Linked DNA regions of Homo sapiens: region 1 is linked to region 2. A link is an interaction called in ENCODE POLR2A ChIA-PET data of the cell type or tissue named here. Cell type or tissue: MCF 10A. All regions are shown on one strand. Each heading gives the region's core, and the rest is flanking DNA. Links, peaks and the distances in the headings are about the cores only.

Evidence for each region. ChIA-PET counts read pairs that join two places held together with the same protein. Peaks named below come from ENCODE experiments on the same cell type or tissue, not always from the same donor. Only the 100,000 strongest peaks of a DNase experiment are listed, where the experiment ranks them.
Region 1: POLR2A ChIA-PET joins it to region 2 with 5 read pairs; 4 of 35 experiments call an interaction of 5 or more read pairs at or near these places.

Annotation. Positions count from the first base shown.
Region 1 is chr5:140,055,520-140,058,439 of GRCh38, reverse strand. No RefSeq gene overlaps it. Among named protein-coding and RNA genes, the nearest start is that of NRG2, 14 kb to the right of the region's middle. In MCF 10A, for the core only: no CTCF peak of the experiment used is centred there; no DNase peak of the experiment used is centred there.
Region 2 is chr5:139,984,448-139,987,367 of GRCh38, reverse strand. All of the region lies in intron 1 of NRG2 (neuregulin 2), which reads left to right. Among named protein-coding and RNA genes, the nearest start is that of NRG2, 57 kb to the left of the region's middle. RefSeq lists an enhancer at 873-2,072. In MCF 10A, for the core only: no CTCF peak of the experiment used is centred there; a DNase peak (open chromatin) is centred at 1,447.

The DNA of each region.
Region 1 (2,920 bases), core at 140-2,639, 71 kb before region 2:
AGCCGGGGCTGCCAGCCAGAGTCCTTGGTTTTCCTCTATGTGAGCCTTTTCACACAGGTGGTTGGGTTTCCTCACCCCATGGCAGTCTCAGGGGAGGACTTCCTACATGTTGGTCAGCTGGATTGTTTGGGAGGGATTCAGTATTAGGTTAGTTTCAGCTTTGGGGACCACATTTTATAATTTATCTACTCATACAATCCATAACTGAGAAACAATATCCATATTTTGACTTACTAATTAAGACTGTCTGATAAGAATTCTTAACAACAACAGCTGTGATTTTTCTCAGACCTAGAAAATAAGTAAAGCTTCTTTTCCCCTTTGGTGACTTGAATTTCTTTTCCCAGGTAGAAAACTGCCACCTGTCACCAGGACTCCTCTTATTTTTCTGTGCACATGGCAGATTTATCCTGGGTGCAAAATTTAAAAGTCCCGTTTCCCCCGCCACACACACACTAGTTACAGCATTTTCCTGAGGCACTGTCAAGTACCAATGAAAAGGGAGCATTGGCTCCGTGATCACACACAGGAAAACGAAGAACCCTTGCTTCTGACCCCCTGGATGTAAACACAGTCAATGTGAAACTATACTTAAAGCTTTGTGTCCCCGAGATAATGAGAAAAGGAAATCTGAAAAAGTGGCATGTTCATGAGTAAGAAATGGTGGCGTCCAGAATATGGAAGAGAGCTAACTGACAAATCCCGAAATCATGTCGCTTCTGGGAAAAGCCACTTGGCCCATACAGATATCCCCTATAGCTTTTCATTGCAAAAAAGTTGGAACGTAAACATGATAATTCATTATAAAGTGAATTTTGTTTTCCCTTGAAGTTACATCACAAAAAATGCAAACAAAAAATACCTGAAATTGAATATAAAATTCCATTAGAAAAATGTATTTTTGGTGAGGAAGTGGTAGGGAAGGGAACTAGTCCGTGCAATATTTTAGCCTTGTATCACCCTTGGACCCTCATGTCTATTAGAAATTGAAATTATGGTTAAGCTGAAAAACCTTATCTTTGCCATGTTTTCTGTATCTTACAGCATTTTCCCTACTTTTGTCACCACCTCCCCTTTCCAAACCATGGAAATTTCTTTTATATATGAGGTTCTTTCACAACTGAAGGGTTCTTTCATATCTGAGGGCTGTGCAATAAACTTTCTACAATGATAGAAATCTTCTGTATTTTCACTGTTCAATACAGTACCCATTAGTTACATATGATGACTGAATGCTTGAAAAGTGGCTAGTGCAAATGAGAAACATAATTTAAAACTTTATAGTTAATTTTAGTTACTTACAACTAAAATATAAATAGCCACATGTGGTTGGTGACTACCACATTGGACAGCAAAGCCTGGTGTCTCACTTGTAGCTCATGGAATTCTGCTCCTCTTTTTCTCTAGATGATGAAAAACCTGAGCTGATGGACAATGCCCGTAAGTGTATTGTGATATTGCAGCTCAGGTTTTTCATTAATGTAATTACTACAAATAAATACTATATGATAGTACTTAGTAGTGTACTATAAGATAGTAAATATCATATAATATTTATTTGTAGTAATTTGATTAATGTTGTATCCCTCACTGGATCGCAGGCTTCTTAGGAGTAAGGACTTTGTCTGCTTTTTCCTCACTTTTATATTATGCCCGGCACCTAGTACAGTATCTGGAACATAGTAGGTGCTCAATAAAGATATGAGTAAATGAATGAATTAAAGAGTATCCAAACATCTTTGATATAAATGAGAAATGAGGACTCCACTATCTGCTGTGTGTGTGTGTGTGTGTGTGAGAGAGAGAGAGAGAGAGAGAGACAGAATGAGAGAGAGATTGATTCTGGAGAAGAATCTAAACATATGGAGAGGAGACAAAGACCAGGTTATTAAAGAGAAATATAATTGATTGCATAATACTTCAGAATCAGAAAATTGGCTTTATTAATAGTAAGACTCTTATTAAGCATTTACTATATGGCAGACTGTACCCTAAGTACTTTACATGAAGTATCTCATGTAATCCTCATAAGCTAACACTGTAGAATACGTACTATTATTATCCCCATTTTACAGATGATATGGAGGATGACAGGAGTAATTTGCTGGAGGTCACACAGCTAGTAAGTAGTAGAACATGCATTTAAACCCAGGCAGTCTGGGTTCAGAGCCTACCTTCTTAACCACAATGCTGTATTGCCTTCTGTTTGATTATGTCCATATGGTGACAGAAGCTTAGTGACCTCAAATGTCTGCATCAGTTCTTTTGTCTAAATTTAAGCTTCGGTAAGCCAGTATCTCCTGGAGGTTTAGCCTCTTTCCAGTGGTGCACGTGGAGGGGAGGTGGGAATAGTAGTATAAGGATAATAGGATATGAAAATCTGTACTGGATTCTTTTTTCTCAAAGAGTCAAACAAATATTTTTATATCTAGGATTTTTTGCCTTCTAATAATAAGGGGAAAATAAAGGCTTCTCTTGAATAAAACAAAATGCAAAATAATATCTCCCCCTTTTCCAAATCTCTGGTCTAGTAAGAGAGATGAATGAAAGCTAAGAGTTACTGTTATCTTCGTATGAATGAGAGTTTTACTTCGCTTTCCCTCTCCCCTTCCCTCCTCTCTATCATAAATTTAGTGCTCCATAAATAGTCCAAGGTTGGCATTCCTATTTAGGTGCTTCTTTGTTTCATGTAAGAATAGCTTATCTTCCTGCGCTAGTTATACTGTTTGCCCCCAGACTCCCACCCATCAGATTCACTCTTTGCCCTTCCCTGTCCTGCCTGGAACCCTGTACATTGACCTCTGTGGGTTCCCTCATCCTCTGGCTTCTGACTGTGGTTCATTCAGCAGAAGCTTGGCATGGGGGTAGGAGGAAGAGCAGAAAGGAGAGACTAGATTGTTTCTTCCCCCTTCTTTCTCCC
Region 2 (2,920 bases), core at 224-2,723:
GAGACAGAGTCTTGCTCTGTCACCCAGGCTGGAGCGCAGTGGCGCGATCTCAGCTCACTGCAACTTCCGCCTCCCGGGTTCAAGAGATTCTCCTGCCTCATCAGGGACTACAGGCGCTCACCGCCACGCTCGGCTAATTTTTTTTTTTTTTGTATTTTAGTAGAGATGGGCTTTCATTGTGTTGCCCAGGCTGGCCTTGAACTCCTGAGCTCAGGCAATCTGCCCGCCTCGGCCTCCCAAAGTGCTAGGATTACGGGCGTGAGCCACCGTGCCTAGCCCATAATATTCTTTTTCCTAGGAAAGGCTCCTTAGCATATGGATCAAAGAGATCTCTTCCCTTTTTTCCTTACCAGAGTCTTCCACTCAGACTCTGGCTGCCTCCAACCCCTAAAGAGCCTTTGGGGATTTCTAACAAACCTGGGATTTTTTTCTGAGTCAATTTGGAAAGGTTAAGCAAGCATATAAAAGAATTAATTAATTACCGAAGTTTATGTCCCCTCAGAGCCTCTAAAGCTGTGCTGTCCAATACAGTAGCCACTAGCCACAGGAAGCAATTTAAATTGGAATTTAAATTAGTCAAAATAAATAAGATGGAAAAATTCCATTCTCCAGTTCCACTAATCACATTTCAAGTGCTCAAGAGCCACATGTGCTAGTGGCTACCATATTGGACAACCCAGATATGGAACATTTCCATCATACAGAATGTTTTACAGAACATCACTGCAGAGGTTGGTTTACTCCAGAAATATTCCCAGGGGCCCTTTTAGGTGTGCAGTTGAGATGGTCAGTAAGGGTGGGTAGGAGTTATTGTTACCAATTAATATGACTTGCCGGATTTCTCCCTGCTCATCTAAAAAATAGTTCTCATTTATGTCTAGGTTCTTTTTGCTTCTTTCTCTCCGGTCTTGAGTAAGGGTCTCCAGTTGTGTCACAGTTATATCTTAAAGACTGTGTGTATGTGTGCTTTATAAGAGAAGTCTGATCACCAATTTATATCATTGACTGACCTACGCCAAAGCCCCTTTCCTCTAGTGCAAGGTCCTGGGGTGTGGGAGGATATCCCAGGGGCCACGCCTGACACATAGACAGGCTGAAGTTTTGCCTGTGTTTGCAGTGGACCTAAGGACAAATGTTAGGCTAACGCCAGAAATTCAGAATTTTTCATTCCTTCCCATTACCTCAGTTTCTTCTTGTGCAGTATGAAGATGGAGTTTCTCCTGAGCATTTTGGAGATGCAAGAAGGGATTGCTTGGAGTGACGAAGCTCCAGATTCTGTGTTCATTCTGCTAATCCTGGAGCTGGGGTAAACATGTGACTATGTTTATAGCCTGCCTATGTCCAGACCCTGCTGTGAGAAGCAGCTCTTCCCAGTGGCCTAAATATAGCCCTGGGAGCCCCACATGCCACATTCTATCTAGTCTTGGCTTGCACACTGACTCACTGTATGACTCTGTGAAAGTCACTTCCCCTCTCCTCCCAGTGGGTCATTGGGAGTTGGGGGGAGTGTGGATAATTGCCCTGAGTCACCTCTCAGAGAGGAGCTGATTAGGGCTCAATGAAGCGAAAGGTGTAAGCTGAAAGGGCAAGGGAAGAAGCAACTCTGGATAGAGCTCGAGGAGAGGGGGCTTGGCTTTCACACTGCTTGGGCAAGCTGTCCCCTGAGATTGGGAAGCCTGGGACCTATGGTTAGCTTCAAAAGGTCCGTAAACCTCTTTGAATTATGAACAGGGATACGTGGATGTAAGCCTGCATGCATTTTTATGGGGAAGGTCTATAGCTTTCATCAGATTCTCAGAAGTTAAATAACCCCAAACGGTTCTGAATCACTGCCTTAGGAAGTTTGACTTGGGTTCTGAGGAGAGGAGGTGCTGTTCCTGTTTCGGGAGGGGCAGCAAAGGTTGGGCTTCCCCAGGAAGTCAGAAGCCAGCTGTGCTAGGTACAGTGCTTAGAACAGCCCATGGAGAAAGGCCAGGCACTCTTTTGGGCCCTTGAGATAGAAATGAAATACTTTTTTTTTTTTTTTTTGAGACCGAGTCTTGCTCTGTCACCCAGGCTAGAGTGCAGTGGTGCAGTCTCGGCTCACTGCAGCCTCCACCTCCAGGATTCGAGTGATTCTCCTGCCTCAGCCTCTCGAGTAGCTGGGATTACAGGTGTGTGCCACCACACCTGGCTAATTTTTATATTTATAGTAGAGACGGGGTTTCACAATGTTGGCCAGGCTGGTCTCAAACTCCTGGTTTCAAGTGATCCATCTACCTCAGCCTCCCAAAGTGCTGGGATTACAGGAAATGAAATACTTTTTGACTCATCTACATCTCCCATCCCCTACTCTGAAGTCTGCTCTTCCCAGGTGTTTGGCCCTAAGTGAGGTCAGTATCTGCATGGGCACACCCTGGAAGACAAGGTTGAAGAACATATGCATGAGTATGGTATGCTATGCAAGTATCTGGGCTGAAAGTAAACCATGAATAAGGAATAGAAAAGCAGTCATCTGTGGAGGCCATATCACAAAGCAAAAGGGGTGTTAGAATGGGACTGAGGACACTTGGGCCCTGATTCTTACGTTGATCCTAAATCACTTTGTGACCTTAGCGGTCACTTAGCTTCTCTGTGCTTATTGTGCCATCTATAAAATGGGCTAACTTCCCCTGACCTAAATACTGACAGTGGCTGTTGTGAGAAATAAAAAGGAATTTAACAAAAATTAGCATTTGTTATGTTTTCTTATTTTAAAAGTTAATAAATGCTCATTGTAGGAATATGAAAAACCCAGAAATATGTGAAAAAAGGAAGAATTATTTGCAACCTCTCCATTCTGAAGTACATCTTATAAAATCTTGGAAATTATGCTCGCTTTGGCAGCACATATACTAAAATTGGAACAATAAAGTCTCGGAAATTTTCCTTACAAGTCATT